Regions from separate parts of the Mus musculus genome. Here region 1 is linked to region 2. A link is a contact called in ENCODE POLR2A ChIA-PET data. All regions are on one chromosome and are shown on one strand. The core of a region is the stretch at or near the end of the contact, and the rest is flanking DNA. Distances in the headings are between cores, read along the strand shown. Region 1 holds the start of Bid (BH3 interacting domain death agonist). Region 2 holds the start of Atp6v1e1 (ATPase, H+ transporting, lysosomal V1 subunit E1).

Region 1 (5,414 bases), core at 2,221-4,720, 94 kb before region 2:
GTGGATTAACAATTCACCATTACAAGTGCAGTTTTTGGTAGGGAAGGTCATGTTTGTAATGGTGCCGAGTCACCAAAGAAAGAGAAACAGCTCTTAGAGTTCTATGCCAGAGGGCAGAGGAGCATGCAACCCATCCTTCAGGGTTTGACAAGCAGAAGGCAGGCTGGTGGCACAGAAAAAAATCATAGTTCTGGACTAGTCTGGGCTACATAGTAACCTCTGTCTTAACCTTCTCCCCTTGCCCTAAAGCATCTATGATCTGTATTGGTGGGAGCGAGAGCTGGGTGGTGCTGAGGTTAGAAGGCTCCCTAGCTATGGGTATTTGTTAAAATGTGAACTCCTCCAAGAGATGTTATAAAGTGGAAATGTCTAGTCTCTTTGGAAAGTTAGTTATGACAAATGACATTTTGCTGGGGCACACAAGTGAAAGGATGTCTTCCTAAAGCAGACACAGGAAAGAATGTTTTCCGGAAGCAGACACAGGTAAAAGGATGTTTTGATATAGCAAACATGTAAAAGGACCCTTGACAAAGGAGTATAAATATGACCCCACAGACCACAGGAGATGAGCACTGAGCCTTGGTTTGGTTTGTTCTGCCTCGCTGTTCTTCGCTAACTACATACATGCATTGGTTTACCTTATATAGTGTTGTTAATCGCAACTTGTGGAAACACCACCATTGAGAGAAAGAGCAGTCCACCAAAGAACTGCTTGTGAGGTTCCTACAGCAGCTTGCTGCTTCTGCGGCCTCGCCTCAGGCTGCTTGGTGAGCCTAGCAGTTTCTTCGACTGGACTGTCCTTGCCAGTTTGTGTGTGGTGTCTGTCTGCTTAGAAGTCTGATCTGCAGCTGCTGAGTTCTATTTGGCGTTTGCTACGAGACTGAACTGCCCCCAAAGAACTATGGCACCGTCCACTTCCCCCATAGCCTAATTTTCTCTTCTCCCACCTCTGCTGGGTGGTGGGCTAGAGGAGACGTTGAACCTTTATTAAAAGTAGGTTGCAAAAAAGTTGAGCCTACAAGGTTATATATTCAGAACAATTTCTGGAATACGATTGGGTCTACGTGGTCCTAGAAATATTCAGGGGCAAAGAACACGCAGCTTGTGTGCGCCAGGTTCTGCTGGCTGGGTGGAGAGAGCGTGCCAGGTAGCACAGTGTGCCAGGCAGCACAGAGCCTTTGCCCTCTCCCACCCTAGCCCATCCCTATTCCTTGTGTCACAGGAAGTATGGAGCTAGGACCAGGGAGGTGATTGTTCTGTGATCTCTAATGTTTAGGTGAGAAATGCCCCTTCACACCAGACCTTTGTGTTCACACCAGGCCCCTGGGTTCACACCAGTTACACTTATTTTAATGAAGCTCTTTCTGTCTAAAATTTCTAGCTCCTCCCTTTAACACTTCCTAATTTAGAGATTATTTAGGCTGCACATTAAAACTGGAAGTTTCACTGATAGTTCAGTGGTAAGGTTGGACTCATTTAAAGTGAAAATTGGATTCCCAGCAACCACACGGTGGCCCACAGCCATCTGTAATGGGATCCGATGCCCTCTTCTGGTGTGGCTGAAGACAGCTACAATGTACTCATATACATAAATGAATAATTAAAGTGAAAATTGGTATGTTCCATCTTTATGAAGTTGTGAAATCAGTTTCCCTTTTTCATTTGCATTGATTGCCAAGCACCTCGGAGAGAATCCCAGTTAAAAATATTACGTGTTCAGGTCATGATCATGCACGCCTTTAATCCCAGAGGCAAAAGCAGGAGGAGCTCTGTGAGTTCTAGGCCAGCCTGGTTTGCATAGCTAGTTCCAGGCCAGTCAGGGCTACATAGTGAGAGCCTGTCTAAAAAAAAAAAAACAAGACAAAAACAAAACTTTTTTCTCATTATTTTCCACTTTGAAATCTAGATAATTCAGCTTGCATGTTTTAAATTTAAAAACTCTGTGTGTGTGTGTGTGTGTGTGTGTGTGTGTTGCCTGCATATATGTGCACCACATGTGTGCCTGGTCCTCATAGAGGCCAGAAGGGGGGTCAGTCCCTTGGAATTAGAATAACAGATGATTGTCAGCCACCATATGGGTGCTAAGTACTGAACCCAGATGGATGCTCTGTAAGAGTGAGAAGTGCTTTTAACCAGTGAGCCATCTCTCCAACCCTGCCCCCGCTGTTCATCACCAAGCTCTTCCACTATGTGATTTCAAGTGTAACTTTTTTTTTGGCGGGGGGTGGGGGGGTGGGGGAGTGGGGGGTGGGGTGGGGTTGGTTTTTCGACAGACAGGGTTTCTCTGTATAGCCCTGGCTGTCCTGGAACTCACTTTGTAGACCAGGCTGGCCTCGAACAGAGGCCTCCCAAGTGCCGGGATTAAAGGCGTGCGACACCACGCCCGGCTTCAAGTGTAACTTTTATTGATCGTAAAATTAGAGCCATCTTCCTTTAAGAAGAATTGGAAAATATAAAGAGGAAAAAGAAACCCTGGAGATGGCTCGGTTTGTAAAGTACTTCATATGCGTAAGAACTGGACTTTGGATCCCTAGCACCCATGTAAAAAATAGAGTGCTGTGTGTATCTACAATTCCATTGTTATTGGTGCACAGTGGAAGCTTCCTGGAGCTCACCTGGCAGTCAGCCTAGGGAAATCACGCGTGGAGCTGGGAAGCTGGTCCACTCCCCTCACCCCACACCATCTCAAAAGAAAAAAAAAAAAGGTGGAAAGGTGGAGAGTGATGAAGGAAAACACTGACCTCTGGCTTAAATACACACATACACACACAAACACACACCAACCATGTGATTTTTTTTTTTTTTTTTTTTTTTTTTTGTCTTCTCAGATCCAGTTTCTCTGCTCAGGAACAGCAATTTCCATGGTTCTATTTACTTCCTCATACTTCCAGAATTCACTTTCTTGTTTCTCTTTCACTTTTGTCACTGTCACGTGTCCTTTGGGGGTACTGGCTGGCACTTAAGTATATAGCATTGGGACTTCTCTGGACAGGGGAACTAGCTAGCAGTTTGAGATTATCTGCTAGCCTCCTGGTTCTTTCCACATTCATCCTTGCTGATTCATTCCATGACCGAGAACCCCGCAACCCCCATCCCTGCCTTCCCCACAAGAGTTTAAAAATTCTGCAAGCAGCTGCGCAGGAGAAACAATAGGGACCTCCCAGCATCTCTGATAGGGCCGATTCTGACAGGGTCACTAGTCTTGAGTGTGCCAACCCTGCTATGTAATACATCAAGACAATGCGGAGAGGTCGGGATCAAGTATGACACCCCATCCTCACGAGGGCAGGTCGCCCAGGCTTTGGGGACTCTGGGGAGCGCAGGTTCCGGGTGTACCTTCCTTCCTGTCCCCCGTAGCGAGCCGGTAGGACCCTTGGGTTTCCGCAAAGTGTGGCCAGTCGGAGGGCGGAGCATCCGGAGGGCGGGGCTATCACAGGGGCGGGGCTCCCGGGCGAGCACGAGGAAAGGTAGGTGGAGTAGAGCGCCGGGCCGAGTGTGGCTCCGCAAACCTTTGCCTTAGCCCGTTCGCCGCCCGGTACCGGCGCAGCGGCGTCTGCGTGGTGAGTATGCCCACCCTACTGGGCGCCCCCACAGTTCCCCTCTGGGAGGACGGGGTCGGCACGGAGCTCAGTTTCGTATGCTATCGATCCTTCGTGATGGCGGGGCTCTTGCGCCTTGATGGAGGCGGGGTGAGGGCGCCGGCCACAGGGTGCCACCGCGGAGCTGAGGGGAAGGCACTCACTCGAAGGCCTGGGGCGTGCGCCACTCGCGGTCCCCCTCAGCGCTCGGTCCTGGTCCGCTTCGGGCAGGCCTCCTGGTGGACCCGGGGTCCCCGCGGTCGCGCGCCACTCGGCAGGTGCGCGCAGAGCTGGAAAGGCGGGCCTGAGGTCTCGCTGCGCTCCGCTATGGCCACCCACAAAAATCAACAAGGAACGGCTACAGCCCACAAATGGGCCCTGCAAAAGCCCTGGAACCCCAACCCAGGGAACACAGACCTTGGAAGACTGCAGCGAGGGGCACCTTTCCTACACCCGTGGGCACTACTGTGTGCACAGCTCACACTCACGCCTGAACTGTGAGGAAGTGGCTGACCCCTCCGCATCTCCAGTACCCAAAATGGTTTGAAAATGTGCACAGACTGGTTGCTGATGTTTTTAAAAAGTTTGTTGAATGGTTGGCTGAATAACCCTATAGGATTCTAGAAGAAACCCACAGTCTTCAGCCACCAAGTGGCCTGGGCCCACAAGGATTCACACATTCGTTCATTCATTCTTTCGTACATTCATTTACATACTCAACAAATAAGTGTGGACCAGGGACGGATCAGGGTAGAACTTTGTGGGTGGTGAGAGGCTGGAATGAAGAGCTCTGTAAAGGACCAGGTGGTGTTGAGTATGGGACTTCTAGGCTGGGCTTGACCTTCATCTGATAAGCCACATAGTTCTGAGTCAAGAGCATCCTGAGGACCCAGGCAGGGCTCCCCTACTTTCCCAGGCTACTGCCTGGTGCCATGGCCAGGATTGCCCTTACTGGAAGACTACCTTGAAGCCGGGTCTAGGATAAGCTAGCTGTGGAATGGAGCTGGGAGAAACCACAAGAAGGATGTGGACTTTCCACATTCCAGCTCTACCCAACCAGGAGACTTTGCAGCCCTGCCCCATCCCCTGGGACTTGGTCCCAGGCACTACCCTGGCAGTCAGCTCTGAGTGTTTCCATGGGGGGGGGGGGAGCCTGATCCAGTGCTGGGGCTGAGTTCAGAGGCTTTAATACTTGAGTGGGCTGAGCTCTAAGAAGGACTCGGCTGGGTGGTGGTGGGGAAGCAGGGTGGCGATTGTGTGTGTCCTGGCCTCTACTGCCTCTCTTGCCCAGAGAGGGAATGGCAGGGAGGTTGGCTTATTACAGCTGGGTTAGCAGGCATTTCACCCACTGACGCAAGGTGCTATCTCCTGGCTACTGCGGGGTGGAGTTGGGTACAGGCTTTGGTGATGGCAAGTGAAGAGAAGCCGGCTGGATGTGGCATGCTCTATAAAGAGATTTAAGTAGCCCCAAGGTGGCCAGGTTACTGGAGCTCTGAAGGATGAGTTGAGGGTGTACCTGAAAAGTGGGCTGTTAGGGCAGTTACTGGCGAGGCTGGGGGAGGGGAAGTGATGCTCACAGCTTGAGGTTACCTGGTTCCTCTTATTTGCAAGAAAGAATAGCCTACGGGGGGGGGGGGCACAGTGCTGGGTGCCTGGCCTCCGGAAGGAAGGCCTGATGACACAGCCTTTTAGACCTTCCGAAGGGCACTGCATGCTTTTCCAGCTGCCCTTTTGCTCTCTAGTGGGAAGCTGAGGGTTGGGGACCCACATCTAGGCTGTGTTCAAGACCAAAGAGCCATTCCTCATCAGGGAGACAGTGAATCTGATGGTTCCAAG
Region 2 (5,792 bases), core at 1,391-3,890:
AAATTTCACAAACCAGGCCTCCATCTTCTGCACTATCTTCCAAGCTCAGGCCTCCATCTTCTGCAGTATCTTCCAAGCTCCTACACAACATTCAACAGAGCTCTTAACATCGAATGGATCTTCCGGCCCAAAGTTCCAAAGTCCTTCCACAGTCCTCCCCAAAACATGGTCAGGTTGTCACAGGATTATCCCACTATGCTGGTACCAATTTGTCTTAGTCAGGGTTTCTATTCCTGCACAAACATCATGACCAAGAAGCAAGTTGGGGAGCAAAGGGTTTACTCAGCTTACATTTCCACATTGCTGTTCATCACCAAAGGAAGTTAGGACTGGAACTCAAGCAAGCCAGTAAGGAACATCCCTCCATGGCCTCTGTATCAGCTCCTGCTTCCTGACCCGCTTGAGTTCCAGTTCTGACCTCCTTTGGTGACAAACATCAGTGTGTAAATGTAAGCTGAATAAACTCTTTCCTCCCCAACTTGCTTCTTGGTCATGATGTTTGTGCAGGAAGAGAAACCCTGACTAAGACAATAACTATTTATGATTTATTATCAATATTTGACTTGTAAGTCTAATTTATATCCATGTAACACTATAGGTAATATAAAACTGACATTCTTTTTTGTTTGTTTGTTTGTTTGTTTTTGAGACAGGTTTTCTCTGTATAGTCCTGGCTGTCCTGGAACTCACTCTGTAGACCAGGCTGGCCTCGAACTCAGAAATCTACCTGCCTCTGCCTCCCAAGTGCGCCACCACCACCCGGCAAACCTGTCATTCTTTAAAAAGAGTTAGGGATGGAAAAGTTTAAACCCTGAACTCAAACTGCACATTGGAGTGGTCTGTTAGGCCCTGTATACATACCCAGTCCAAATGCTATGTTTTCACACAACTCTTTTTTTTTTTAAAGATTTATTTTATTATTATATGTAAGTACACTGTAGCTGTCTTCAGACACACCAGAAGAGGGCATCAGATCTCATTACAGATGGTTGTGAGCCACCATGTGGTTGCTGGGATTCGAACTCAGGAACTTTGGAAGGGCAGTCAGTGCTCTTAACCACTAAGCCATCTCTCCAGCCCTTCACACAATTCTTATTTAATAATAAATATTGAAGGGCTTATTTATATTAATGCTAAATCTGTTAGGGGTTTTGTTTTTGTTCTTTTAAAATGTATATGGATGCTTGCCTGTATGCCTGGTGCCCATGGAAGCCATTGGATCTCCCTGAACTGGAGTAACAGTTGTAAGCTGCCATAGGGGTGCTGAAGATTAAACTTGAGCCCTCTCGACGAGGGTGCTCTTAATCCCTGAGCCCTGTTTTTAGCCCTATGGCTTGGGTTTAAATAAAAACTATTATTTAATCTCTAGTCCAGGCAGGACTCAAATTTCCAGGCTTGATGTGGAACTTATGATTTTCCAGGGGCCATCTGAATGTGGGGATTGCAAGAATGCCTCGCCGCACACCAGCTCATGGATAGACCAACACTTTGCATGTGTTATGCAAGCATTCTGTCAACTGAGCTATGTCACAAGCAGTGAGTAGATCTTTATGTGTTTATTTGAGACAAAGTTTCTCTATGTAGCCCTGGCTATCCTGGAACTCACTGTTAACCAAGCCTGGTTTACTCACCCTGTAGACTCTGGCCTCTAACAAAGAGATCCACCTGTCTCTACCTCCTAAGGGCTGGGATTAAAGGCATGCCTCCCACGCAATGCTTTTATTTATTTATTTTATTTTATTACATTTTATTTTTGGTTTTGAGTGCTGAGTAAATTATGTAAACTGTTTACCGGGGTCTTAACCTGGTACGTGTCTGTAATCTTTTTTTTTTTAAGGTTTATTTATTTATTTTATGTGAATACACTGTCGTTGTCTTCAGACAGACCAGGAGAGGGCATGCGTGGGATACCATTAAGGAGGGATGTGAGCTACTTTGTGGTTACAGGCAGTGCTCTTAACCACTGAGCCATCTCTCCGGTCCCTTGTCCATAATCTTAACACTTAGCAGATGGAGGCAGGAAACTCAGGAGTTCAAACCTTTTGTTTGTAAACAAACAAACAACTCAACTGTTTTACTAAAACAACCGCTGAAGAAGTATAAATAATTCTGATTAAAGTCTGATACAAAAATCCCTAGTCGGGTGGTGGTGGAGCACATCTTTAATCCCAGCACTCGGGAGGCAGAGGCAGGAGGATGTCTGTGAGTTCAAGGCAGCTGGTCTATGAAGTCAGTTTCAAGACGGCCACATCTACACAGAGAAATCCTGTCTCGAAAAAGAGAAAAAAAAAAAAAGGAAGGAAGAAAAGAAACAAAGGAAGGAAGGAAGGAAGGAAGGAAGGAAGGAAGGAAGGAAGGAAGGAAGAGAAAAGGAGGGAGGGAGGGAAGGAGGGAGGGAATCCCTAAAGCTCTCTCAAGTCTCTGAAGTATTTTGTCCTTGCCAAGCAGTCACGAGTCAGTTTAAAAAAAAAAAAAAAAAAAGAGTCGCTCTGCGCATGCGCCTGGGAAAGGGCGGAGCCAAGGCAGAACTTCCGCGGGCACAGTTCTCGATCTATTGGTTGAGAAGGCTACGGCCCCTTGGTCACCAAGCCGGAACCGGAAGCGGGGTTTATAAAGTAAAGGAAGCTGGACCTCCCAGGGTTTTCGTCTCAGGTTTGCTCCGCCGCCACTTTGAACCCAGATTCGAAGCTGTCCCCTGGCCGGACTTTGCCTTCGCCATGGCGCTCAGCGATGCAGATGTACAGAAGCAGGTGAGGGCCAGGTTGGGTGTAGCGCAGCCGCAGTGCCGTCCGGAGGACAGTGTTGACGTTTGCTTTGCAGAGCAGGGTCTTCGGGTGGCCTGCGTTCATCGGGCGAGCCTGGCGGACCGCCGACACTCGGGCGCGGGTAGTGTGTGCCGGGATGGTTCGCAGACCCAGGGGAGTGAGAGGGCCTTGCACCGCATCTCACGTGACTGCTGGTCTCCTGCTTCCACTTGCCTGTCACAGAGCCCGCAGCTGACTGCCTCCCATCTCGCCAGCCCCCCTTTTTCTGGCGTTTCCACGCTTAATCCGGAAGAGTTTTGTGCAGAGGTTAAAAGTATTTTGTTTTTGTTTTCCCTGAAGCGCTATTTCACTATAGTACAGGAAAGAGACTGAGGGGAAAGAGCAGCTTGCGTTTCGTTTTGAGGATCTTCGTTATTTAAATCGGGGTTATTCATCTCCAGACGTAATCATGAACCTAAGGTGCACATTAATATTTGTCGAATGAGAAAGCCTTTTTATTTTACTTATTTATTTACTTATTTATTTTTATTTATATGAGTACACTGTCTTCAGACACACACCAGAAGAGGAATTGAACTCAGGACCTCTGGAAGAGCAGTCAGTGCTCTTAACCGCTGAGCCATCTCTCCAACCCGAGAAAGCCTCTTCTGATTGCACTCACAAGCCACAGAAATGAGTTAGAGTTTATGGAAAATAGTACTTAAATCATGAGTTCAGGTCAGGGTCTCCTGAAGCCCAGGCTGGTGTACAATCGTTTTAACTGAGAATGGGCTTGGCCTCTTGATTTTCTCTCTCTTTCTATTTCTTTCTCGATCTCTAATATACATTGGTGATTTGACTTGCTTGTATGTCTGAGTTGAGGGTGTCAGATCCTCTGGAGCAAGAGTTACAATTAAATGTGAGCTGCCATGTGGATGCCTGGAATTGAACCCTGGGCCCTTTGGAAGGTCAGCCAGTGCTCTTAATGGTAACCACTGAGCCCCCCCCCCCCTTTTGTTTGTTTGGTTTTGTTTTTCCAAGACAGTGTTTCTCTATGTAACTCTAGAACTTGTTCTGTAGAGTAGGCTGGCTTCTGACTCAACGAGATCCTCCTTCCTCTGCCTCCCGAGTGCTGGGATTACAAACACCACTACGACCCAGTGCTCTCTTGCTCCTTACGCCATTTCTCTTGAGTGCCGAGATGCCCAGTGTTTTGTACATAACCTGCATAAGGTTGTATTTTTTAAGTGCATATAATCATTTTTGGGGAAATTTATTTAAAATATTAAATGTACATTGAAGTTTTTAAATATTAGGACTATTATAATTGTAGTTGTGTGTAGTCCTAGATGGTTCAGAAGTAGTCTGAGTCATGATTTCAGGCCAGCAGCGCTTCAGAACCTGACTTTAGGCTCTAAATTCAATCAAACTGAAGGGACATAAAGCCCAGCCTGGGGATAAGGGAGACACAAGGTGCTGACAGTGCCACAGGGGAAAGTGCTTGTGCTGTTGACAGATAGCAGGTCTCCTGGGCTGCATTTAGTAGTCATTGCCAGTGGGCTTTATTGTCTCTTTTCTTTCTTTCTTTCTTTCTTTCTTTCTTTCTTTCTTTCTTTCTTTCCTTCCTTCCTTCCTTCCTTCCTTCCTTCCTTCCTTCCTTCCTTCCTTCCTTTTGACGTGTTTTATCCCTTGGTATTTTGAAGTACACTCTTGCTCTGTAGTGCTGGCTAGCCTGGTAATGTGTAGCAAGCACACTTAGTCTCCTGCCTCAGCCTCCCAAGTGCTAGGACTACAGCTCCTCACCCACACTGCGTGTGAGTTTTCAGAAAAGGAAATTAAAAGCTTCAGTTTAATGTCTAGAGAACTAAGTCTATTGTTTCCTCTCTGAGAACTAGGAAAATCCTCTGACTAAAGCACACTTGTGAATCTTCCTAAATTGAACAGTGGTTTTTTGTCTTCGATGTTCCATCTTTTTGGCAAAAATATTTTTCCTTTTTATTTTTAACCAAATATGCATTAAGAATAATAGGGTGGTTCTTCTTCCTTGTGCGAGTGGGTGGAGAAGAAGGGAGATGTGGTAATTACGGAAGGGAAGTCGGGGTAACGTCCATGGTGAGGGTTAGGAAACTACAACATTTTCACAGAACCCGGGGCTTAGGAGCATTAATCACTGCCCGGGGTTTTAGCCTAGGAAAAACTTGGTGCACTGGAAACAAGCAGTGCCCTCACATGCTCTTAGCTTAGCAGTCACAACCCAGGTCCTCCCCTCCCCCAATCCCCAGTTCCCTTCTCTTTGTTAGAATGTGGGAGGCCAAGTCCTCCACAGGAGAACTATAGTGCAGGAACAGGGGAGTGTGTTTATCAGGTTCTAGAAAATTCTTTTCTTATGTGTGTGTGTATGTATATGTGTGTGTGTGTGTATGTATATATATATAAAATGAAAGTAATGATGGAATCTTGTTTACAGCCTGTACCCCCTCCTGTGAGAATAGAGGCCTTTTGGCTGTTGTTTGAGGGTCATATTTTGTCCTGTGGTGGTAGGGCTTTGACAGGTCTTGGTGAACAAGTGGACAGGTGGTCTGCCAGTGAGTAACACCACAGAGCCAAGGACAGTGTGGTTTTTTTAGTATATTCTTAGAATATAGTCCAAGTGCCAAGCATATAGTAGGTGCTTAAGAAATCCCAGATTCCCCTTTTCCCTGTCATTTGTAATGTCCCCGGACCCCCCAACTTAATGTCTGTCTGGTTCAGGACAGTGGGGCTGGGCTCAGGTCCTCCACTTGGTGGGCAAGCTCTGAGCCATAAACTCCCTTCCCTTCACTCAACATTTGCTTTTTGTTTTTTATTCTTAATCTACAGAGTATGGTCATTTATTATATCAGATTTTCTAAGGGACCAGACTCCAGAAAACTTTATTAGTGGGATAGCAGAGAGGAGAAAAAGCATTTTAAAGGTCTGTTTTTCTTGTCCCCCTAGCTCAGGGGTGGAGTTAAATGTCCTTAAGGGTTGAGTCATTTCTTAGTCTTTGGTTGACTGTAAACAGGCTCC

What was found. ChIA-PET counts read pairs that join two places held with the same protein, here RNA polymerase II (POLR2A).
Region 1: POLR2A ChIA-PET joins it to region 2 with 13 read pairs in embryonic stem cell. The contact joins the promoter of Bid here to the promoter of Atp6v1e1 in region 2. POLR2A ChIA-PET finds 5 or more read pairs at or near these places in 4 of 5 experiments (Patski and embryonic stem cell).

What each region holds. Positions count from the first base shown.
Region 1 is chr6:120,914,880-120,920,293 of GRCm38, reverse strand. Bid (BH3 interacting domain death agonist) reads left to right here and starts at 3,470. Exons shown (of 6, transcript NM_007544.4): 1 at 3,470-3,560.
Region 2 is chr6:120,819,546-120,825,337 of GRCm38, reverse strand. Atp6v1e1 (ATPase, H+ transporting, lysosomal V1 subunit E1) reads left to right here and starts at 2,640. Exons shown (of 9, transcript NM_007510.3): 1 at 2,640-2,750. The coding sequence starts at 2,718. It overlaps Gm38889 (a long non-coding RNA gene), which reads left to right. Exons shown (of 3, transcript XR_869411.3): 3 at 1,422-1,530.